2 separate regions of the Homo sapiens genome follow, and region 1 is linked to region 2. Evidence: read pairs that join two places in POLR2A ChIA-PET (ENCODE). Cell type or tissue: CD4-positive, alpha-beta T cell. All regions are shown on one strand. Each heading gives the region's core, and the rest is flanking DNA. Links, peaks and the distances in the headings are about the cores only.

The links. Peaks named below come from ENCODE experiments on the same cell type or tissue, not always from the same donor. Only the 100,000 strongest peaks of a DNase experiment are listed, where the experiment ranks them.
Region 1: POLR2A ChIA-PET joins it to region 2 with 7 read pairs; 5 of 35 experiments call an interaction of 5 or more read pairs at or near these places.

The regions. Positions count from the first base shown.
Region 1 is chr10:14,738,225-14,750,750 of GRCh38, reverse strand. All of the region lies in intron 1 of FAM107B (family with sequence similarity 107 member B), which reads left to right. Among named protein-coding and RNA genes, the nearest start is that of FAM107B, 30 kb to the left of the region's middle. RefSeq lists enhancers at 7,921-8,030, 8,091-8,140, 9,563-9,612, 12,418-12,526. In CD4-positive, alpha-beta T cell, for the core only: no CTCF peak of the experiment used is centred there; no DNase peak of the experiment used is centred there.
Region 2 is chr10:14,534,849-14,547,374 of GRCh38, reverse strand. The region is part of intron 2 of FAM107B (family with sequence similarity 107 member B); the gene reads left to right. LOC124902381 (a long non-coding RNA gene) reads right to left here. Exons shown (of 3, transcript XR_007062063.1): 3 at 9,528-12,526. Among named protein-coding and RNA genes, the nearest start is that of MIR1265, 100 kb to the right of the region's middle. RefSeq lists an enhancer at 10,112-10,181. In CD4-positive, alpha-beta T cell, for the core only: a CTCF peak has its summit at 4,139 (motif pointing right); DNase peaks (open chromatin) are centred at 3,894 and 4,174; H3K4me3 peaks cover 232 bases; H3K27ac peaks cover 909 bases.

The DNA of each region.
Region 1 (12,526 bases), core at 5,332-9,331, 200 kb before region 2:
GGTCTCAAACTCCTAGGCTCAAGCAATTCCCCCATCTCAGCCTCCCAGAGTGCCAGGGTTACAGGCATGAGCCACATATCCAACTGAGACTAGAACGGTGTTGCCTTTGATAGCTTTGCAGTGCTATTTTATTGTTTTTGAGACAGAGTCTCACTCTGTTGCCCAGGCTGGAGTGCAGTGGCGTGATCTCAGCTCACTGCAACCTCCCCCTCCCGGGTTCAAGCGATTCTCCCGCCTCAGGCTCCCGAGTAGCTGGGATTACAGGTGTGCACCATCCCGCCCAGCTAATTTTTGTATTTTTAATAGAGACAGGGTTTCACCATGTTGGCCAGGCTGGTCTTGAACTCCCGACCTCAAATGATCCACCCACCTTGCTCTCCCAAAGTGCTGGGATTACAGGCTTGAGCCACCATGCTCGGCTTGCAGTGCTTTAAAAAAATGCTTTTCTAGGGAGTTCTATGTTTATGTCTTTCCGTTACGATGTGGCTCCCCTGGTTTCCAAAGACACCCCATGCCCCAAGTCTTGGCTTTAGCCACAGGCAGTTGTCTCTGGGGATACCTTTAGAAGACGCTTGTGGGTGAGAGCAATTCTTCTTCCATAAGAAAGCCTTGAGGATGCTACCAATGGGTTTTCATCCTGGCTTTGCCTCCATATTGTTCTTCTGGCCCAGGGTGATTTTTTCCTGGTGCCCTCCTCGCTGGAGCTGTTCGCTTCCAACTTCCGGAGTTCCCAGGTGCCTTAGGCCCCACCCCCTCGCTCTTCAAGATGGCCTCTGAGGTGCCTCCTGCATGGCAGCCTTCCTGGCGTTCCCAGGTGGGATTAGACCTATCTTTCCTTCCCTGTTTCTGACCTTAGGTTTCATTCTCTCAAGAACTCTTTGTGGACGTGCTAGTGGCTCTCATGACCCCTCCATAACACATTTGTGTTGGCATAATGTGGTTTTGGAACTGTGCCTTTTCTCAAAAGACATGGTTGCTGGCAATTTTAGGGACTTCAGCGGGATGGTAGGGAGGATGGTGCCCCTGCTCCCTGGGATGGAAGAGGGCAATGGGGAGAGATGGTCCAGATAGAGGGATATGGAATAAGCAGCTCCTGGGCTGCTGGCTCGGTTCCCATCTCTGCGAAGGCCTCGCTGTGGCTGGGATGTGAACTTTGGTCATGACTTGGTTCTAGTAAGGCTGTTACATTATTCATTTGACCAGGGAGAAAGGGTGCTAGGGCCAGGGGAAATTATTATATAATGAAGTATGTGTTTTAGTAAATGGATGAACTCACATTCTAGCTTTGATATGCTGAGTAGATTTTAGCCAGGAAGAAGGAACAAGGCACTGCCAGATTGATTGAGAGGGGGAAGGGGAAGGAGGACCTCACTGGTGGGGCGGAGCTGACAGTGCATTAGGTCACACGGAGGGCACAGCCTTCCATCCGGCAGTCACCCCTCAGAGTCTCAATCAGGCCCTGGATCCTCAGACAAGCTGGCTTTTAAGAGTCTGGCAGATCACACAGTCTGGGTTTTTGTTTCTTCTAAGTGGCATTGTTTCCTGGCTTATAAACATAGCCTTTCCACCTTGGCAATTCATCCCTTCCGGAAAGGGTGGCTGGCACTAAGCTCCAGCCTCTCGCAGCCCTTGGATTGTCTCATCTGGTGCTGAACTCCGAGCACACCAGAGAACACAGAGGCTTGGGCTCTACGAGAAGCATTCTGGCTCTTTTTCTTATTTTAAAGGAAAGTTACTCTAGATCCCAAAGGTATAATCAGATCTATTCTTACACCCTGCTTTGAGGAAGAAGTGGGTAAAATCCAGGCCAGTGGGCGCTTAAGCAAGGAGGCCACATGGTCCCTCTGGGGGTTGCTCAGGCCTTGAGGGCCCTGGAATTTTACCTGGTTTTCGTTGTGCTACATCTTGGTGACAAGCTGTACCTTCAAAACCTCTCGGTATTAGTCAGGGTTTGTAGTTGCAAGCAATAGAAATGGAGTCACCAGGACACTGGAGAATTAGGCTCTGGGCTGACATCCAGGGACCACACCCCAGACTGCTGCAGACCCAGCCTGGTGACCGCTCTGCTGCAACTTTGACCTCAGAGGCTGCAGCCTGGTCCTCTGATTCTGCTGGCTGGCAACACCAGACCACTGTTGTCGGGCCAAGAATGCAAATTTGCTTAGTGGCCACTGTTTCCAGTTCTTCTACTTTAAGCTGCTAGCTTCCCATTCAGTCTTGGGGTGGGGACATACCTCAGATTGTAAGAAGTCAGGTCAGAGCTAATGCCACAGATACAGGAAAGATGGGACTAGTTAGCTACTGATATCATCAGCATCTAGATTGGGAGGTAGGCTCTGCTTCCTCCTGAAACTCAAAGCGAGGAATTCCATAGACATAGAAGGAAAGTTCAGATACTAGGTGGCCAAAAAGAATGACAGATGTCCACTACCCTCTATTAGAGCTGACCTTGACCCCCATGTGCTGCTTCCCAACTTGAGGACATTCACTCATTCTTTCAACGTACATTTATTGAGCACTTATTACAAGCCAGGCACTGTGATTACTTCTGAAAATATAGAGATAGAAGAAATGACTTTCTTCTTAAGTAGCCCACAATCTAGTTGCTAAAATAGACAAGTAAACAAAATTAGAATGGTACAGTAAGTGCTTTGATAGAAGTATGCACTGAGCCACCTCATCAGAGGAGGCAACACATAAATTGAATCTTGAAGGATAATTGGGAATTGCCAGGGCAAAGGAGGGTGAGTGTGTTTCAGGAAGAAGAACTTCACTGTAGCTGCATGTGGTTGCAAGGAACTTGGTGGGCTGGGGATGGAGGGACAGGCAGAGATGGATCATAAGAGCTTTGCATGGCTTGCTGAGGAGTTTGAATTTTATTCTGAAGATTATGAAGACTCTTTGGGGTACAGTGCACCCCCTCCACCAAGGGGCAGCCAGAGTGCTTCATTAATTGGGTCCCAGATCCTGTGCCTCCTGACTGGGTGAGACACCCCCAACAGGGGTTGCCAGATACCTTATACAGGAGTGTTCCTGCTGGCATTAGCTTGGTGCCTCTCTGAGACAGAGATCCCAGAGGAAGGAGCAGGCAGCCATCTTTGTGGTTCTGCAGCCTCCACTGGTGACACCTCCAGGTGTGGGAGGAACCCAGATGCATAGGATCTGGAGTGGACCCCCAGCAAACTGCAGCCACCCTATGGAAGAGGGGCCTGAATGGTAAAAGAAAAACAAACAGAAAGCAACAACAACAACAACAGCATCAACAAAAAAATCCTTACAAAACTCCATCCAAAAGCCAGCAGCCACACAGATTGAAGCTAGATAAACTCACAAAGATGAGAAAGAAGCAATAAAAAATACTGAAAACTCAAAAATGAGAGTGCCTCTTCTCCAAATGATCACAACACATCTCCAACAAGAGCACAGAACTGGGCAGAGGCTGAGATGTATGAATTGACAGAAGTTGGCTTCAGAAGGCGAGTAATAATGAACTTTGCTGAGCTAAAGGAGCATGTTCTAACCCAATGCAAAGAAGCTAAGAACCACGATAAAATATTACAGGAGCTGTTAACCAGAATAACCAGTTTAGAGAGGAACATAAATGACCTGATGGAGCTGAGAAACGCAACACAAGACCATCATAATGCAACCACAAGTATCAATAGCCAAATTGATCAAGTAGAGGAAAGAATTTCAGAGCTTAAAGGCTATCTTGCTGAAATAAGACAGGCAGACACTATCAGAGAAAAAAGAATGAAAAGGAATGAACAACACCTCCAAGAATGATGGGATTATGTAAAAAGACCAAACCTACGACTGACTGGGGTACTTGAAAGAGACGGGGAGAATAGAACCAAGTTGGAAAACATACTTCAGGATATCATCCAGAACTTCCCCAACCTGACAAGATAGATCAACATTCAAATTCAGGAAATTCAGAGAACCCCAGTAAGATACTCCATGAGAAGATCAACCCTAAGACACACAGTCATCAGATTCTCCAAGGTTGATATGAAAGAAAAAATGTTAAGGACAGCCAGAGAGAAAGGTCAGGTCACCTACAAAGGGAAGCCCATCAGACTGACAGTGGACCTCTCAGTAGAAACCCAACAAGTCAAAAGACATTGGGGGTCAATATTCAACATTCTTAAAGAAAAGAATTTCCAACCCAGAATTTTATATCTGGCCAAACTAAGCTTCATAAGCAAAGGAGAAATAAAATCCTTTTCAGACAAGCAAATGCTGAGGAAATACATCACCACCAGGCCTGCCTTGCAAGAGCTCCTGAAGGAAGCACTAAATATGGAAAGGAAAAAGCATTACTAGCCACTGCAAAAACTCACTGAAATACAAAGAACAGTGACACTATGAAGCAACTACTCAACAAGTCTGCAAAATAACCAGCTAGCATGATGATGACAGGGTCAAATCCACACATACAATATTAACCTTAATTGTAAATGGACTAAATGCCCCAATTAAAAGACACAGAATGGCAAGCTGGCTAAAGAGTCAAAACCCATTGGTGTGCTGATTCAAGAGACCTATCTCACATGCAAAGACACACATAGGCTCAAAATAAAGGGATGGAGGAAAATTTATCAAGCAAATGACAACCAGAAAAAAGCAGGGTTGCAATTCTAGTTTCTGGCAAAACAGACTTTAAACTAACAAAGATCAAAAAAGACAAAGAAAGGCATTCATAATGGTGGTAAAGGGATCAACTCAACAAGAAGAGCTATCATATATATATATACACTCAATACAGGAGCACCCAGATTCATAAAACAAGTTCTTAGTGACCTACAAAGAGACTTAGACTCCTACGCAATAATAATGGGACACTTTAACACCCCACTGTCAATATTAGGCAGATCATTGAGACAGAAAATTAACAAGGTTATTCAGAACCTGAACTCAGCTCTGGATTAAGTGGACTTGATATATATCTACAGAACTCTCCACTCAAAAAGAAGAGAATATACATTCTTCTCAGCAACACATGGCACTCACTAAAATCAACCACATAATTGGAAGTAAAATACTCCTCAGCAAATGCAAAATAACAGAGATAATAATAAACAGTCTCTCAGACCAAAGAGCAGACAAATTAGAACTCAAGATTAAGAAACTCACTCAAAACCACACAACTACATGGAAATCGAACAATTTGCTCCTGAATGACTCCTGGGTAAATAATGAAATTAAGGCAGAAATCAAGAAGGTCTTTGAAACCAATAAGAACAAAAAGACAATATACCAGAATTTCTGGGATGCAGCTAAAGTAGTGTTAAGAGAGAAATTTATAGAACTAAATGCCTACATCAAAAAGCTAGAAAGATCTCAAACTGACATCCTAACATCACAGCGAAAAGAACTAGAGAACCAAGAGCAAACAAACCCCAAAACTAGCAAAAGACAAGAAATAACCAAGACCAGAGAGGAACTGAAGGAGATAGAGACATGAAAAACCCTTCAAAAAATTAGCAAATCCAGGAGTTGGTTTTTTGAAAAAAAATAATGAAATAGACCACTAACTAGACTAACAAAGAAGAAAAGAGAGAAGAACCAAATAGACAATAAAAAATGATAAAGGGGATATCACCACTGACCCCACAGAAATGCAAACAACCATCAGAGAATCCTATAAACACCTCTATGCGAATGAACTGGAAAATCTAGAAGAAATTGATAAATTCCTGGACACATATATCCTCCCAAGACTGAACCAGGAAGAAGGCAAATCCCTGAATAGACCAATAACAAGTTCTGAAATTGAGGCAATAATAAATAGCCTACCAACCAAAAACAAAAATAAAAACAAACAAACAAAAACAAAAAACAAACAAAGAACTACCCAGGACCAGACAGTTTTACAGCTGAATTCTACCAGAGGTACAAAGAGGAGCTGTACCATTTCTCCTGAAACAATTCCAAACAATTGAAAACTTCAGGCCAATATCCCTGGTGAACATCAATGTAAAACTTCTCAATAAAATACTGGCAAACCAAATCCAGCAGCAGATCAAAAAGCTTGACCACCATGATCAAGTTGGCTTCATCCCTGGGATGCAAGGCTGGTTCAACATACACAAATCAATAAATGTAATTCATCACAAAAACAGAACTAAAGACAAAAACCACATGATTATCACAATAGACACAGAAAAGGCCTTCAAAAAAAGTCAACATCTCTTCATGTTAAAAACTCTCAATAAACTAGGTATTGATGGGACATACCTCAAAACACTAAGAGCCATTTATGACACCCACAGCCAATGTTATACTGAATGGGCAAAAGCTGGAAGCATTCCACTTGAAAACTGGCCCAAGACAAGGATGTCCTCTCTCACCATTCCTATTCAACATAGTATTGGAAGTTCTGGTCAGGGCAATCAGGCAAGAGAAAGAAATAAAGGTATTCAAATAGGAAGAGAGGAAGTCAAACTGTCTCTGTTTGCAGATGACATGATCCTATATCTAAAAAACCCCATTGTCTCCACCCAAATGCCCCTTAAGCTGATAAGCAACTTCATCAAAGTCTCAGGATACAAAATCAATGTGCAAAAATCACAAGCATTCCTATGCACCAACAATAGACAAGCAGAGAGCCAAATCATGAATGAACTCCCATTCACAATTGCTGCAAAAAGAATAAAATACCTAGGACTACAGCTAACAAGGGAAGGACCTCTTCAAGGAGAACTACAAACCACTGCCCAAAGAAATCAGAGAGAACACAAACAAATGGAAAAACATTCCATATTCATGGATAGGAAGAATCAATATTGTGAAAATGACCATACTGCCCAAAGTAATTTATAGATTCAGTGCTATTCTCATTAAACTACCATTGACATTCTTCACAGAATTAGAAAAAAATACTTTAAAATTCATATGGAACCAAAAAAGAGCCCATATAGCCAAGACAATCTAAGTGAAAAGAACAAAGCTGGAGGCATCATGCTACCTGACTTCAAACTATACTACAAGGCTACAGTAACCAAAACATCATGGTACTGGTACAAAAACAGACACATAGACCAATGGAACAGAATAGAGATCTCAGAAATAAGTCCACACATCTACAACCATCTGATCTTCAACAAACCTGACAAAAACAAGCAATGGGGAAATGATTTCCTATTTAATAAATGGTGCTGGGAGAACTGGCTAGCCATATGCAGAAAATTGAAACTGGATCCCCTTCCTTATATCTTATACAAACATTAACTCAAGATAGATTAAAGACTTAAATGTAAAACCCACAACTATGAAAACCCTAGAAGAAAATCTATGCAATACCATTTAGGACATAGGCACGGGCAAAGATTTCATGATGAAAACATCAAAAGCCATTGCAACGAAGGTGAAAATTAACAAATGGGATCTAATTAAAGAGCTTTTGCACAGCAAAAGAAACTATCATCAGAGCAAACAGACAACTTGCAGAATGGGAGAAAAAATTTGCAATCTATCCATCTGACAAAGCTATAATATCCAGAATCTACAAGGAACTTAAATTTACAAGAAAAAAACCATTAAAATGTGGGCAAAGGACATGAACAGACACGTCTCAAAAGAAGACATACATGCAGCCAACAAACATATGAAAAAAAGCTCAACATCATTGATCATTAGAGAAATGTAAATCAAAACCACAATGAGAGACCATCTAATGCCAGTGAAGGAACTGAGAAGGGTCAAATTAACAGAGGTGGGAAGAAAGCCAGAAGACTGAAAGCATACAGAAGAGAGAACTCAAAGAGGAAGTAGGAAGACCAAGAAACACAGAGATTAAAATGTGTGCATTTGATCTTGGTGGAAAGACGTCATTGGTGACCTTTGTGAGAGTTGTCGCAGTGGAGTGGTGGCCAGGAAGATTACAGTAAGTAAAGGAGAGAAGGAAAGTCAAATAGTGGAGATAAGAAGTGCAGAATATTCTTCAGGAAGCTTGATTATGAAAAAGAAGAAACAAGATAGGGCAGGAGCTAAGGGGAGATATTGAATCCACAGTGGAATTGCTAAAATATGAAATATGGCCATTACTACCTCTCCAGCATCTTCTTGCCAGGCAGATACTGGTCTTTGAATGCATGCAATCCACTGTCACTCTTGTCTTTCTCTCCCTTCATCTCAGCCAAGGAGGAAAAGAGAAATAACTCATCCAGCAGGCATTTCACGAATATTTAGTGAGTAGCTACCCTACCCCAGACACTGCTTTCAGTTCATCAGTGAACAAACAGACAGTGATTGCTGATCTCAGTAAGCCCACTGCAAGCAGCATTAATAATGTACTTTGTTAGCATCATCTGACATCAAAACATACACTGAGCCAGGTGTGGTGGCTCACACCTGTAATCCCAGCACTTTGGGAGGCAGAGGTGGGAGGACTGATTGAGACCAGAAGTTCGACACCAGCCTGGGCAACATAGTGAGACCCTTGCCTTTACAAAAAAAAAAAAAATGAGCTGGGTGTGGTGGCATGCACCTGTAGTCCCAACTACTCAGGAGGCCAAGGTGGGAGGACTGCTTGAGCCCAGGAGGTTGAGGCTACAGTGAGTTGGGTCATGATTTTGCCACTGCACTCCAGTCTGGGCCAGAGAGCAAGACCCTTTCTCAAAACAAAACAAAAAACAAACAAAAATCCCCAAACACCTGTGGAAATATTACCTGCAGCTAATTCTGTAGCACTTGTTAATTCATGGGCAAAATTTATTCAGAAAGTTAGGGAGTTGGCCGCACGCGGTGGCTCATGCCTGTAATCCCAGCACTTTGGGAGACCGAGGTGGGTGGATCACGAGGTCAGGAGATCGAGACCATCCTGGCTAACATGGGGTTTAGTAGAAACCCCGTCTCTACTAAAAATACAAAAAAATTAGCCTGGTGTGGGGGCGGGTGCCTGTGGAGGCTGAGGCAGGAGAATGGCGTGAACCCAGGAGGCGGAGCTTGCAGTGAGCCGAGATTGCACCACTGCACTCCAGCCTGGGCGACAGAGCGAGACTCCATCTCAAAAAAAAAAAAAAAAAAAAAAAGGGAGTTATGCATGGAAAGTCGAGGAGAGGAAGAATAACACCATTTTGTCACATGTAACATAAGAAAAAAATAACAGTGCTGGTGACTGGATTTGAAGGAATTGGTGGGTTTTCAAGAAAGGTATTTAAAACAGACTCCCCTTGGGGCTCAGATCTGGGGTCAGTGTTTGGCTGGGCAGAGGGTATCCTCCATCCCTCCTGGAGATGCAGGGATTCACACTTTTCTCCACTCAGTGCTGCTTTCCCTCAAAGACTTCTTCGTAGGCTGGTGCGGTGACCTTAGTGGATGCTCTCTCTCTGGCCTAAAACACGGGGCTCCTCTCTTGCCCTCCTCTCTTCTTGCTCTCAGGTGGGGCAAACAAGCCCCTTATGGGCTAACTCTCCCTCTTCTTCCAGGTGCCTGGCTTTAGGCCTCACTAGTCTGACACTCCAAGCCTTACTCCTTTCTGGTTTTACCTGTTTCCTGAGCAGATTGTCTTGACAATCTGCTCAATATCTCAGCTCCTGCCTCGCTCTTTTCATTCCTCTTTCTGTAGCCCAGGTTCCTGCCCCCAAACCCTCACCTGGTACCCTGATTCTGGCTGTCATCTTGCCAGCCACTCCTCTGACTCCCAAAGCCATGGGGAGCCCCATCCCAGTGCTGTCTGCTTGTTGGAAAATCCTAATGTCACCTGTTGACTGTTCTCAGGGCCCAATCAGGTCCTGTTGTAGTTTTCACACATCGTTTCCTGGCCGCCAAACTGGATTTACTTTTAACACTTAACAGAACATTTTTGATCACAAGTGACAGAAAATGAACCCACACTTGCTTAAGCTAAAAAGAGGATGTATTGACTTGCAGCTGAATAGTCCAGGGGCTAGACTATTTTTAGGCACAGCTGCATAACAAATGATATCATCAGGACTCTGTCTAGCTCATTTTAAAAATAGACTTTGTTTTTTAGAGCAGTTTTGGGTTTATAGGAAAATTGAAGGAAGGTACAGAGTGCCTCCATAATCCCCTCTTACTGTCCCCTCCCTGTGCACACAGTTTTCCCTATTTTTAACATCTTGCATTGATGTGGTACATTGATTACAATTGAGGAAACAATATTAGTTCATTATTATTAACTAAAGCCCATATACGCATTAGGGTTAGCTCTTTGTGTTGTATAGTTATATGGGTTTTAAAAAATTCAGAAAGTCACTTTTCCACCATGACAGTATCATATAGGATAGTTTCACTGCCCTAAAATCTCTGTTCTCCACCTATGTCTCCTTCCCCCGTACCCCAATGGCCACCACTGATCATTTTATTGTCTGTATAGTTTTGCGTTTTCCAACATGTCATAAAGTTGGAATCATACAGTATGTATCCTTTTCAGACTGGCTTTTCACTTAGCAATATGCATTTAGTGTTCCTCCATGTCTTTTTGTGCCTTGATAGCTCATTTCTATTTATACCTGAATAATGGGCCATTGTCTGGATGTTCCACATGTGTGTTTATTCATTCACCTATTGAAGGACATCTTGGTTGGTTCCAAGTTTTGGCGAATATGAATATCGCTTCTATAAACATTCACGTGTAGGTTTTTGTGTGAATTCATTTGGGTAAATGTCAAGGACCATGATTTCTGGATCATATGGTAAGCCTATGTTTAGCTTTGTAAGAAATTGCCACACTGTCTTTCAAAGTAGCTGTATCATTTTGCATTCCCACAGGCAGTGAATGAGCATTCCTGTTGCTCTATATCTTCTCCGCAATTTGATGTTGTCAGTGCATAAATTTCAGCCATTCAAGCAAACAATCCAGGGGATAGACCAACTAGAGATAGTTGGATGTCAAACAGTGCCATCAGGACTCTGTCTTGCTCCTTCTGTGTCTCGGCTTTTCTTTCCCCTGGGCCAGCTCCAGTCTCCTGCAGGGATTCACTTCACGGTGTCTCTCATTGGCTTTAGGAATACATGCCCACAACTCCAAGTTCAGCATAAAGAGAATACCTCTTTCTAGCACAAGTTGTAGAACTTGAATTATGTATCTATCCCTAAAACAATTCTTGTGGTCTGGGAAATGAAATATTTTCCCTTTATTCGCTCATTCATTCATTCATTCATTCATCATGAACACTTACTATATGCCAGGCACTGATGATAATTGGTCAGGCCCAAGTCACACATTCCAGGAGTAAAATTGGTCCTCTACCCAAATCCCATGGATGGAGAGCTGAGGCAGTAAGTTTCCCCAACGTGCTGTTATCAGAAGAAAGCTGGATGGATCATGGATGCCTGGCAGGTAAAAATACCTTGTCCTCCACCTACAACTGTGGAGTCTGTCCCCAGCGCCTGCCCTACTCATTGAGTGGGTATAGTTCTATGTATCAGTCCAATTTCCCATTTCTGGATCATTCCAATTTCTCCAAATCCAGCAGTTGGCTGGGGCCTTCCTGGTCAGATCCCAAGGTGGGACACCGTGGCAGATTAGCACTCCCGTCATGGAGCGATGGAGGCTGCTTCTCCTCCTTTTGAATCTGGGCCACCCTGTGATCACTTTACGTAATGGGATGTGTATGATGAACGTTGTTCTACTTCTGGACCTACCCTTTAGAGGACCGGCAGCTTTTACCTTCACCTTTTAGAAGCCACTTGCCATGTTAGAAGTATGAATATCCTGAGACCACCAAGCTGGGAAAAGTGTAAACCATAAGGCTCCAGGTATGTGGAGGAGGAAGCCATGGTGAAAGGGTCCCCTTCAACCCAAGTCACCCCAGCTGATGCACATGCATGAGAGTCAGACAGCCCAGCTGAGTCCTTTCCAAATTCCTGACCCACAAAGTTGTGAGCAAAATAAATTCATTGCCTTAAACTGCTGGTTTGGGGGTTGCTTGTTACACAGCAACAATGTCCAGAACAGACGGCAACTAGTGTTACAATATAATCAATGGAAACTTAGCACACTAACCCAATGGGCCCGATCCATGTGTTGGGGTAATGTCCGAATTCCTTACCTTCCTGAGGCCAGGGCCCAATCCATGTGTCAGGGGTAATGTCTGGATTCCTTACCTTCCCGAGGCCTACAGGTAGTCCCGCAGGTGCTGTTGACCTCATTTTGCATTCACTCCTCTAACCTCCTTTTTTAGGTGGCGTGTGACACGCTTCAGGATACCCAGAAATAGGTTACTGCTGGGAATCCTAAGGGAATCTTTTGGAGTTGAAAGGGTCCTGAGAGACCATCTCATTTTAGAGCTAAGATTTAAAGAGCCCTAAGGAGGTTCAGGGCCTAGACTGTGGTCAGGAGGAAGCCTGGCCTGCAACTCAAGACAACTATCAGTTACACCACTTTCTAGTCAATAACTGATTCTCTAGATAAGTGGGTGAGCTCAGTGGTGACCTAGATAGTGCCTCGTTTTCTCTGAACTACGCCTTATCTTTTCCCTAACTCCCACTCGTAACAGATTTGCTATTCTGAGAGCTTCATCTTATCTCATTTAAGACTAAGATAACCTGCACCCTG
Region 2 (12,526 bases), core at 3,882-7,881:
AAATGATAGAATGACTGGCTGTCATTTTACCAGTAAGGAAACAAACCCAGAGAAGTGAAGTCAGGATTTAGGTTTGTGGACCTTTTATTTAAGGTTCTTTCTACTCTGCCATACGTTACTAGTGACTTCAGACAACAGTGTCGAATCTCATCAGCCAAAACCCACCAGGAACACAACGTGTAGTTATACAGAAGTTGGCTTCGTTTAGCTTGCTTCTGCCGGGGCCAGTGTACCCAGAAGAACCCTGGGACTATTTTGGAAAGGCAGACTTGGGGTTGTTGTTGGACTGGGTGATTTGAAGGTGGAATTAGGGAAATGGGACCAGATCTGGGTTGGATGTGGCCAGGAGGCAGAAACAATTCAGTGATTGGGTATCCAACAACTTTTATCTAGGAGGTAGGAGATTAAAGTAGAGTTAGAGTGGCCATGCAGTAAAGAATTTGCAATCATACATGTTGGTGAGAAAAGGGGGCATCTGGTTATTTTTGTGGTAGTAATGTGGGCCCATCTGTGTCCGTTTTTGAGCATTCATTATGTTCTGATGGGAATATGGGGGTCAGGTTGTCAATTAGACTGGTCTTTACTTTGAAGGTCGGTAGGGTTGAATTTAATTTGTTCACCAACTTACTTAATTTCATTCTGAATGCTGATGCTTGAGGAATAGGTTTTAATGGAGCAAGATGCAGTGGGAAGTAGGGACTTAGAGGATGTCTAAATAACCGTGTCTGAGCAGTCACTGGTTTTTAAACATTGTAGCTGCTCAATGGTAATAATGCAAATTTTAAAAAAGGCAGATGGGTAGTTTTCGCCTAGCTTGAGAAGCTTTAAAAATCATCATGACGACTGTACTATCTTAAAACGTGATCAGCTATAGAAGCAGATAAAACTGTCGAGCTGTTATTAAAGTGTACTTACAGTTGAAACATATTAGTCTTCAAAGATGCCATCCAGTTACTGATCCAGAGGTAATGTTAATGGTGGTGTTACTCACGGTGCCAAAACACCCACAGATCAGTAGAAAATGTGGACAGTCAATTTAGAAAATTTGCAAAGCAGTCAGAAGTGAGAGGCAGTGTTGGGTAGTGAAGAGTGGACCAGACTCCAATCTTGGTCCTAGTCCGAGCTTTGCCACTGTGTGGTCCAGAATGTCTTTGCCACTCTCTTAACTTAGTCATTTCATCTCTCTGGGCCTCAGTTTCCTCATCTGTCATAATGAGGAAGTTGAACACCTGGTCTCTGTGTTCCTTCTAAAGTTTCTGTCATTAAGTCTGTTTGAAGATAGTCTCTTCTTTTGAAAGTATTAGTTTGTTTGGCCAGTTGGGCCAGGTCATAAATATTACGGAATTATTAGTCAGCTCTTGAAGACAGGAATGTTTGAGGGCTTTGAAAGCTAGCCCAGCAGGAAGCTTTTCGTGGTCTGTGTATTTTCCTTCCTCTCAGGAATGATTAGGCCGAAATCAACCATCTTCTCAGTCCATCCTCTTTGTAGTTTCCTGAGATGAATGACCGAGGTGTTTTCTCCTCAGAAAATAACATAGGAGAAAAATTCCAAGGGAGGTCTCTTTATTCAGGAACTTGCAATTTAGGAATTAAGTGTGATAACTTTATTTTACCAATTTTAATTTTGTGACTATAACATAATATAAATAAGGATTCTGTTACATGCAAATTTTGAAATCATGCAAAAACCAAAAAAGGAAAAGAAGTCAATCAAAACTTGTATAATTTCAAAGATGGTGGCCAGGTGGTTTGGAAGCTGTGCATGGGATTGCCACATGGCCTCTCCCCTCTAGCAGGCAACAGGTGCCTTGTGTGTTTAGTCAGTATCTGCTGCATGTCATTGCTGATGGCATTCAAGTTTTTGCTTATGTGTGCTGGTATTTAATGTTCACTTAGATCTAAATATCTTTTTTTAGCCTTCAAAGATGTCAACCAGGTATTCATCAAGAGATATATTAATGGGGATGTTAGTGATAGAGCCCAGGACACCCCCAGCCCCCAGATCAATAGCTTTGTAACAGAAGCGCTAAACCACTATGAAGGTGATCAGACAACAGGGGGATGCATCCTGCCATTAATTTAGCAGAAAGAGCACACGTCCAAATAGGAGAGTTAAAATAGAGAGGTGCTGTAGCAAAGTGGCTCAGAGCATGGACTCTGGAGCTAGCTGCATGATGCTGCTAGCTGCCATTTAATTAGCCTTGTAGATTTAGGCAAGTCACCTAGTCTCGCTGGGCCTTAATTTCCCTATCTGTATGATGGAATAAATTTAATGTCTACTGCAAAGGTTATGTGACACTTAGCAAACATGATAAAACACAGGTTGCCGGGCCCACCCCCCAGAGACTGACTCACTGCATCTCCGATATTTGCATTTAACTAATTCCATGATGGTGCCGATGCCTCGGACCCTGGGATGACACTTTGAGGATCACCATGCTGTGCATTTGTACACACAGACACACACGTAGGCATTTGTTTTCCAAAGTAAAGGGCATACTGTTTGGAGCCTAATGTTTTTCTCCTATTTAGTGCCTTGTGAATATTTTCCCTTTCATTATTTATTCTAATAATGGATGATTTTAAGCTGCACTGTATTCCATTATTAGATATTTAAATGGCTTCCATTTTTTCCGCTATCATAGACCATGCCGGAATAAATATCATTCTGTGTACACTTGTCTACATCTCTGTTGATGTCTTTAGGGTAAATTCCTAAAAGTGGAATTACTGCGTTCAAGGGTGTTTCACGGTAAGGCCTTTTGCTACACATTGCCAACAAATTCTTCAGAGAGTAGCAGAAATTTGTCTTCTTACAAGTAGTCTATGAGAGTAGATGCTGATTTTCTAAATGTAAGGGAATAAGAAAAACTTCATGATTAACTTTTTTCACGTGTATTTGGGCTTTGGTGGGAGTAGGCAAGAAGAATATCCGTGGATTTATAGAGTAAGCAAAAGTATGTCAGGAAAAACTAGGAAGAATAGGGCTGAACTGTGGCTTGATTTCAGGAGAGTTTCTGGGATTCAGACTTGAATTAACTGAATGATGCTGTAATGTATAAGTGTTGGTATAGGTGATTTTATGCAAAGAAGAATAAACATTGGCTTACTTTTATTTATCGTATACGGTATGGGTGACTACTGCTGCTAGTTCAAGGGTCTTGATTTTTTAAAAATGTGTTTCTTGACTGTGGTAGCTGGGAGCCCCAGGATACAGACTTTTGGTTAAATAACATCTGCTCCACTCTGCCTTCCCGTGTGGGCCTCTCTAACCCTGGGCCAAGCAGTTGAGTCTCTCCTCGGGGTGCCTGGAGTGAGGGTGGATACAGCTTGGGTAATTCAGCATCTGTACCTAAAAACTTACTCAATGTAGGCTTCATGTAAAGAAGTCAGTGGTTCTTGGGAACAGGGGTGAGTGAATGGAGGCGAAAGGTGGGGCCCTCCACAGGTCAGTCAGGCCCTCAGGGTGGGACAAGAGCTGTAGGGCTCTTGGTTATAAACCTGTGTGGTGGAGACCAGCAGGTGAGCCAAACTCTTCTTTATTATCAGAACATTTCACTAATAAGGGATCTCAAGGGTCATCTGGCACAGCCTTCTCTTTTTGCAGATAAGGAAGCTAAATAATTTATTATTTCAGTTAAGCTTCACCATATGAGAGTTTTTGGTTTTTTTTTTTTTTTTTTAAAGTTTTTAGGATCAGATAGTGAACCTTGGAACAGAATTGGCTGCTTTTTGTTTCTTTTTTCTGGAAGTGCTGAACTTTAGAGAATTGTGGCTGCATGGTAGACAGGCAAAACAGGAAGGACACAGTGCAGCTGAGAGCGAGGGTGGCCTGTGGTCTCTCGTTTGGCCTGGAGAACGGGCTGATTTCAACTCCTCCTGCACTGCTCCTGAGTCACGGGTCCTACACCACCGTGCCTCTCTCCCGAGCTCAGGAGGCCGAGCTCAGGACTGCATGCTCCTTCCTGAGTGGTCTCCAAAGGCTTCAGAGTGGCCTTGGATGAAGAGCTGCTCACTTCTGTGCCAGTCATGTTTTTTAGAATTTACGTACTAGTTTTCTTCTTGCAATTCAAAAAAGTGTTTTTTTTCTTTTCCTTTTAGTAAAGAAACACGTATGACGGGTTATTTCTTTTAAAAAGCAACAGCTCCCCTGAACACCAAACTGTGCCTTTTACCACTGGGTGACACTGTTAGACCACAGAACGTGCTTTGCTGGTAAAATCAAGAGTCCTTGAATTTCAGATTTCATCAAGCTACTTTACATAGGAGAGAGAAACTCCAAATCACTTAATAGTCATCTATCAAATGTTATTTGATAAGTGTAATTTATCAATTTTAAGGCCAATGAGTTTAAGGCAATCAGTTATTAAAGAAATCCATTAATTGGGCAGGATTTCCATTGCTTAGAAGTTTTTGCAGATTAATGTGCTGCATATTAATGAACTAATTATTTCATGGGAATATTTATGCAAGCCAGTGTACTAATATATCTATTTCTCACCAGACAAAAGTCTAAGTTATCTTTCTTTGGCAAAAGACTCACTGTTGATACACAGCAATTAATGTTACGGAGTTTTAGTGAGGATTTTTTTGAGCCATCTTAAAAGCACGTCTGTTGGTTAGAGAAATGGGTATTTGGTTCTCTGTACTGGTATGTGTTAAGAAGATTATGTCTTACTATTTCTGAGCTCTTTCAAGATCAAATGAAGACAGAATTGTTCAAAGCGTGGGTTGACCTCCCCTACTCAGTTTTTGGCTCCTTTTGGAAATCTGATGTCTGCCCTTCTAAGCGTAAGGTGAGCATTATCTGGTCAGTTTCAGCTGACCACTATGTGACTGAGATGTTTCTGAGGTTAAGAATTGAGTGCGAGTCAGGCCCTCCCTTTGTGGGGTTAACATGAGAAAGAAGACAACTTCAAATTTAATTTTAATAGAATCAGACTTCAGTATCCTACAAGAGGTATTAATGGAGTCCTGCAGGAGTGTAAAGGGGAAACACTGAGGAGGAGCCAGGGAAGACTTGGTGGGGTGAGTTCCTTCATTTGGGTACTCTAAACCGCCCGTATTATCCTGTTCATTCAATACTTTTTTTTTTTTTTTTTTTTGAGATGGAGTCTCACTGCATTGCCCAGGCTGGAGTGAAGTGGCGCGACCTTGGCTCACTGCAGCCTCTGCCTCCTGCGTTCAAGCGATTCTCGTGCCTCAGCCTCCTAAGTAGCTGGGACTACACACATGCACCACGATGCCTGGCTCATTTTTGTATTATTATTATTATTTTTTTAAGTAGAGATGGGGTTTCTACTTGGCCAAGCTGGTCTCAAACTCCTGATCTCAAGTGATCTGCCTGCCTCAGCCTCTCAAAAGTGATGGGATTTACAGGCGTGAGCCACTGTGCCCGGCCCATTCAGTACGTTTTAATACGGTGCACACAGTGTGACATACAGCCCAGGGCTGGGGAAGGCAATAGGAGGTAAGATGAGAGGTTTGCTGGCCTCTGGAGGTCAGCCAGAGGCACAAGGAGTCGGCAGCTCCAGCTTTCTCCTAGCTCTTCTGTGTCTGCTAGTCACTGTGAGGCCACTGCTACTTTGTATGGCTTATGTACAAGCCATTGTGCCAGAGCATAGGGGAGAGGATGGAAGTCACTCAGAGGTCTTTTCCCTTCTGCAGAGATTGACTTCTGTGTCCTTCAAGGGGAGACAGTGTGGAAACGTGGGAAATTAGCCCACAGGCGGGGAAGTGCCTGAGGCAAGGGGCGTCCAGTGGAGTCTTCCACAGCAGTTCAAACAGTAGGACATGTCTCCGGAGGAGAGGCCCCGGGAAGACTCGGGGAGGCAGGCTGTGAGCTGGTCTTTGCAAGGTGCCTGGAGTTTTACTGGCTGGGGAGGAGGGATTTCTGCCCAGGAGGAAATCGGAAGCAGAGGTGGAGATGGGAACGTGCACGGGCTTGGTGTGTACTGGCTGCCTAGAGTTGATGCCAGAGAGTTAAGAACCACACATTTGTAAAGGTAATTGAGGACTCCACTATCGAGAAGGGGGCCACAGAAGGCCAAGCAGTTTAGCATCCTCTCCTGAGGTGACCAGTGATGCTCGGCTTGGTAGCCCTGATCTGATTAAATGAGTTAGCTCATTGGATTTGACTGAGGATGCAGCCGGATTAGAGGGAAAGGCAACCGGAGGGGATGGAGGCCATGGAGAAGCCAAGTGCACAATTCCCAGGATGAGGGATGAGCGACTGGTGATAGGGGGCGATTTTCAGATGCGTTTATGGAAGGGAACTGATGATCGATTCTGTACTTAGGGTTGAAACCTGTGAGATAGAACCTTTGGGAGAAATAAGGAAGTTAAGGGAAGACTGCGAGGGATTGTTTCTCAGTGGAAGAATGGTGTGTGTGCTGTCGTCTCTGTTGCTTTTGAGAAACAATAGCTCAAACTCAAATTCGCCTGGGATGACTTCTGCTACAGTGTAGGCCCTGTGGGGTGGGGTTGGCTCTGTCCTTTCAGTGTCCTTTCCAGCACCTGGGCAGTGTCTGGCACCTCAGAGGCCTTCAATAAATCGTGAGTAAAGGGGAGCTCAACTTGACACCTGTTGATTCTGAGGTGAACATTCCAGTACGAAGTTGGAATTTCAGAGCCAGAGCTTGGGAAGTCAGGAACTATCTCCACACACACTTTAGAAACAGCTCTTGTAGCAGAAGGGGTAAAGGTGTATGGGGTTTCCAGAGGCATGATCGAGAGAAGAGGACAGGGCTGTGGCCCTCTGCCTGGACTGCTGGTGGCGTTAAAGGGAGGGAAGAGGAAGTGTGGGCAGAAAGCTGGGGGAGAACAGGGGGAGGACAGAGGGAGGGTGGTCCAGGGGCTGCCTTCGCATCAGCAAGGAAATACCAGCCCCAGACCCAGGAGAGGCCCAGGAGAGTGTCACCAAAGGAGGGAGCCCTGGATGGCCTGAGAAAACCCTGCCGGGTGTGGACTGTCATGCGGATAGAAACATGCTGTTGCTGTGAATATTTGAAGGATGACATTTGTTGTCTGTTAGTGACCACGGATCACAGCCCTTGGGGACAGACATTGAGGGCCAGAAGCACAGGCACTTCTTACCAGAAAAAACACCTGACAGGCCAAGTGACACTGCCAGCTCCTAGGTAGCAGTTGGTCTGGGGAACATTAGCCAAGGTCCTTCTCAGGGTGAAATTTCTCTGGAATAGTTCTCAGGCCCAGCCATTGCCCTAGGAATAAGCTCAAATGCACCTCTTTGGTTGATAAACATTCTGTGCTTTGGGGCTTCAGATGGGACTGACTAGGGCTGGGACACCCAGAGCTGCAGAGTGGAGCAGGCTCTGCCTGTGTGTCACGTCCACATGGTGAACATGGCAGACGTCTGGTCGCCCTTCTCGTTTCTCCATAGATGTGCTGCTGTTGGCTGAACCTAGGGGACATTCCTCTCTCCCACCAGGTACTACTCACAGGATGAGGGTAGTTCTGCAGTCTACCAGGGAATTCTAGAATCTGCACAGGAGTAGAGGAAGTGAGGGTGCAGGGTTTGTGTCTTATCTGCAGTCCTAGGACTTTCAACTGGGTGAAAAAAGTCACCAAGGATCAGCCTCTTGCCAAGACAAGGGGCTGTTATAGTTGTCTGTGGGCCCTTGAAGGATTTTATTCCCCCCTTAAGCCATTTTTACCTCCTTCCCTGAGCCAGGAATTGAATGAATCTTTGTTTATTTTAAATTAGTTTTCTTCTATCTAGAGACTTCTTGTTCTCACACCCTAGAGTATTTTTGTTTTTGTTTTCATTTTCTCTCTGTATTTTGTCTTCAGTCTTTTCTAAGTTTGTTTGAATATCCAACTTCCTGGCAAAACTAGATTATGTGAGAACTGCTTTGTTTTTTTTTAACTTTGGCTTTGATCATGATATATTTGGACAATATAGAAAATGCCTCTTTTTAGCCAAGATGCAGACTTTGGGGAGGTACAAGGCTGAAGAAATTTAGTTGCAGGAGTAATTTGCTAGTTTGCATGGAAAGCAGCCCAAACTGTCATTGCTTGACCATCAGCCTCACTTTCTTCTGACAGATACCAGCTGGGTCTTGGGTACCCAACTTTGGCACAAGCCTCTCTGAGATCCTGCTCCAGTCATTTTCTTTCTTCCACAGCACTTTCTCCCTTCCCTGTCCACACTGGAAAAATGAGCAGAGGCCAAGATTGGGTTCATCATTATTCTTTGTTTAAACTAGTGTACTTGCGGTATACGGTCATTCACTTTCATGTTGATGGAACATTAAGTAATGGAGAGTTAGAGTAATGAATTAGTTTGTTGGGACTGTTTGCCTACTTTGTTGAGCATCTGCCACGTGGGCAAGTACTGTGGATGGTAGATGTTTTCCATGAGTTTTCAAGAATGCTGAGACCAACTCTGCATATGCAAGTGTACTAGCTCTGATTTCCAGTTGAGGAATCAAGACTCAGGTTAAATAATTTTATAAAATCAATAATTGATGAGTGACCTAACCAGGGATTCTAATTCAAGATGGGTGGTCTTCAAGCCTGATGCTTTTTTCCATTATGCTGTATAACTTCCCATGGACTATGGATGAAATGACAGAATTGTCATTATGCAGCAGCAACCAAGTGACTTGTGGATAGTAATTTTAATAGCTGTTGAACGTGTACTCTTACACATGCAGAGGAGGGCATGCACCAAAAAAGTGTACTGATTGAGGGTGAATGTTTAGAGGAAACACACCTGTGTCACCAGAATCTGTATTATCCAGAAACAATCTTTTCCAGACCCTGGAAGCCCCATTGGTACTGCCGTCTATTCACTCCCGAAATAAGCATTATCCTGACACCTAACATCAAAGGTTGGTTTTGCCTGATTTTGAACATTATGTACATGGACGCATGCAGTATATACTCTTCTGCATCTTGCTTTGTTTGCTTAACGTTGTATTTGTGAGATTCAGCTGTGCTTTGCTTGCAGAATTGCCAGTTCATTCTCATTGCTGCATAGTATTCCACTATGTCAGCACACCGCTGTTTACTTACCCATCCTACTGTTAGTGGACATTTGAGTTGCCTCCAGTTTGGGACTATTATGAATGGCCTGCCATTAACATTCTTATAAAAATCATTTATATTGATATATTTTAATGAAATATGTCTTTCCTGCCTCCCATCTCACTTTAATGTCATCCTTTGCAAGATGTTTTCTGTTTGGGATCGTAAAGCTGTGATGTTAGAAAGGTTCTAAAGTCCTGTTGAGAGACAGGAAATCATTCTGTTAAAGTCAAATCTGGTTCGTCCATCCATCATCCCAGCCCATGGAGTGCCTAAGAGCTTCCTTTTGGAATTACACAGACTCAAGGTCAAATCTTGGTCCTGCTCTTAAGCAGCTTGGTAACCTTGGGCAGCAGTGACAGCATTATTGTTACTAATTTATTCTTATTCGTTGCCAGTGACAGCGCTAATAGCAGGTGATGTCTATTGAAGGCTTACTGTGTTGTAGGCATTGCGTTTGGTGCATTTCATTTTTTTTTTTTTTTTTTTTGAGACAGAGTCTCACTCTGTCGCCAGGCTGGAGTGCAGTGGCGCAATCTCAGCCCACTGCAGTCTCCGCCTCCTGGGTTCAAGCTATTCTCCTGCCTCAGCCTCCCGAGTAGCTGGTATTACAGGTGCATGCCACCACACCCAACTTTTTGTATTTTTAGTAGAGACAGGGTTTCACCGTGTTGGCCAGGATGGTCTCGATCTCTGGACCTCATGATCCGCCCGCCTCGGCCTCCCAAAGTGCTGGGATTACAGGTATGAGCCACCGCAGCCCAGCAGTTGCATTTCTTATTTACTCTTCATAGCAACCCTGTGAGATCTGTCAGTCCTTTTTCATTGTTGCCTTGTTAAACTGGCGAAGGCCCTTACCCAAGATCACACTTAGAGCAAGTGAGGAAGCTGGAATGCAGATGCGGGTTGCCCCACCCAAACCCATGCTCTTGAAGCTGTCAGCCTCATTTGGAGACTGGGAAGTCATGACCCCTGCCTCATGGGCCGTATGAGGACCAAGTGACAGGGGAAGCTTACATATACCCCCAGGTGACATGGACACCAGCTCCAAGATGGATTCCTTTCCCTGCATCTCTCAGAATGGCCAGCTGCTTTTGGGGTGTGCTTTGACTACAGTGCAGGAAGGCGGAGTGGGCATGGCTGCTCCACTCTGGCTGTCCTAAGGAAAGCGGACCTGCCATTCCAGGTCTGGACACCTCATTAGTTGAGGAGGTGTCGCCACCTATTGGTCGTTCCCACCTCACTCGGGCCAGCTTCTGGTTGCTGTAGTGTAGGCAGATGTCTGTCGGATGTTTCTTGCCCTCCTTAGTTGTCACTCCCTCCTCCTCTGCCATTTTCTAAATATAAAATATGTGCCTTATTTGTAAAAATACATTTTCGGGGGATGAAAAAACTGATGAGAAAATGAGTTTGATACTTTCCCAAGAGCATCACTGTTTGGCATTTGTACAACAACATATTGGCAGCAAATTTATTGAGTTCGTCATTGTTTTAAATGACCATCCTGGGAAGCCACAGAGGACTGTCCCGTAGCCATAGTGGAGCTTGGCAGAGTATGAAACAATAACGTCTCTGCACTTACGCTGATGACTCTGGTGGGACGTCGTTTCTAAGCCTTGGTGCACCAGGTTGGTGGCCACAGAAATCCCCTGGGCACTTGTCTGTTGCCTGGTCTAAGATGGAAATTTTTAGGTTTGCCTTAGGGCCAGGCAAGTCAGGAGTTTGTGATGAAACCAACTGCACTTTGGGAAAAATTCTTACCGGAACTCAGGCTCCTGCCTGTCTGGGAACTGTGGGTGCTGAGAGAGAGGCTTTGGATCTAAGAGGTGTCTTTCCCTTTTCAGGCTGACCCGGCCTGGAGTTTGCCGCCTCCACCTTACGTAACTTGGGTTTCTCAGGGTATTGCCAGAGGGTTGGCAGAATCTTAGAGACAGCTTAGGAAACAGATTCTCCAAAAGTATCTTGGAATTACTTTTAACTTTCCAGACGTTTTAGCAGTTCAAAAGGTTGTTTCACTTTGGTTGGTGGTAGCGCACCTGTAAACTGTACACGTTGCCACGTGCCAAGAGATTGTTTTAGAAAGGATTCAAGTATTAGTGCTTCTAGATAGAATTAGGTCTTATATATTTAGGTAAACATGAAAACTAGCATAATCTGTAAATTCTGATTTTTAAATCTTAGAGGATTAGGTTTTGAATTCATCTCTTTGATGTAGAAATATGCAGACATGGAACCAGAGCAGTCTGCTGGGGCAAGCCAGCTACGGTCTGGGTTTGTTTTATCAGCCCAGTTGTGAAAGTTTTCCGAGGGAATGGTAATTCACCTCTGGAAAGCAGTCAACAGAAGTACCTGGGATAGCCAGAGAGCTGGGCCCGGAGTGAACTTTGGAAAGGGAAAAACATGAAAAGCAAGGACTCAAAATCCATCTGTAAGCATGGGATTTCCCAGTGCTCTGGGATAGTAGAGTCAAATAATGACTTCCGTGTGTTGCTCAGTGGAAATTAAAGGTAGAATTCTCATCAGGCAGCATTTTTCAGTGCATAGTGTGTCTGTCTGAAATACAATTCTGTTATTACTCAACAGCTTGAAAATCTTTCAGTGAGTCCCCTCCATTCAGAACAGCACGAGAGGCCCTTGTCATCAGGCCTGTCTGTTTCCTGCCCCACTCTGAACGACTGGAGCCATTCAGAACTTCATGCAGCACCTTGGCAGTGTGATAGACAGACCTTTTTAGACTTTCCAGAAGCTTCTTATGTTAGTTGCATGAATAGGTCCAAGAACCATTGAACGTTGTCAGTGAGAAAGTCTGTGGGTCATTCAACTGAAGTTACAGTTTTGAAGAAATCAAAGCCCAGAGAAGTAGAGTTTCCTATACAGAGTTTTCCAGGCCTCTAAATAAAGTATGTAATGTTGCTGGTTGCATAGTTGGGCTTATAATAGCTTCTATTGAGTTCTCATGTTTGTGCCAGGGATTAGAGAGAGTCTTTGCATATACATTTTACTCAGTTTTTACAGCATTCATTTTACACATAGGAGAGCTGGGGGTCAGGGAAGTTAGGATTTGTCCAGGATCTCAAACCAGTTTTATTTCTCCTTCACTGAGCTGGTCCTGGTTTTCCTTAATTGACTTAATACATTAAAAAAAGTTACTTTGAGTAAGTTACTTGACCAGTGAAGTGACTGTGACAAGATTATCTTTGTGTTTATTTCTAGAAATGATGTTTCATGTCAGTAATAATATTTGCTTGCAAAGTACTTGTACCTCTAGACATTTCTACCCCATCTTTACTCTCAGGCTCCTGGATTCCTTGTTGCTCAGAGAGGAAATGTACCTGGCCGCTCAACCCCACTTTCTGCACTACACCTTATGGCGGTGGAATCCAAATGGCTCAGGGACACCCTCTGTCGTTAGCCCATGCCTTTGTTACTTCATTTAAGTAATGCTTTCTGAACAGGTCCAAGGGGTCAAAAGAAT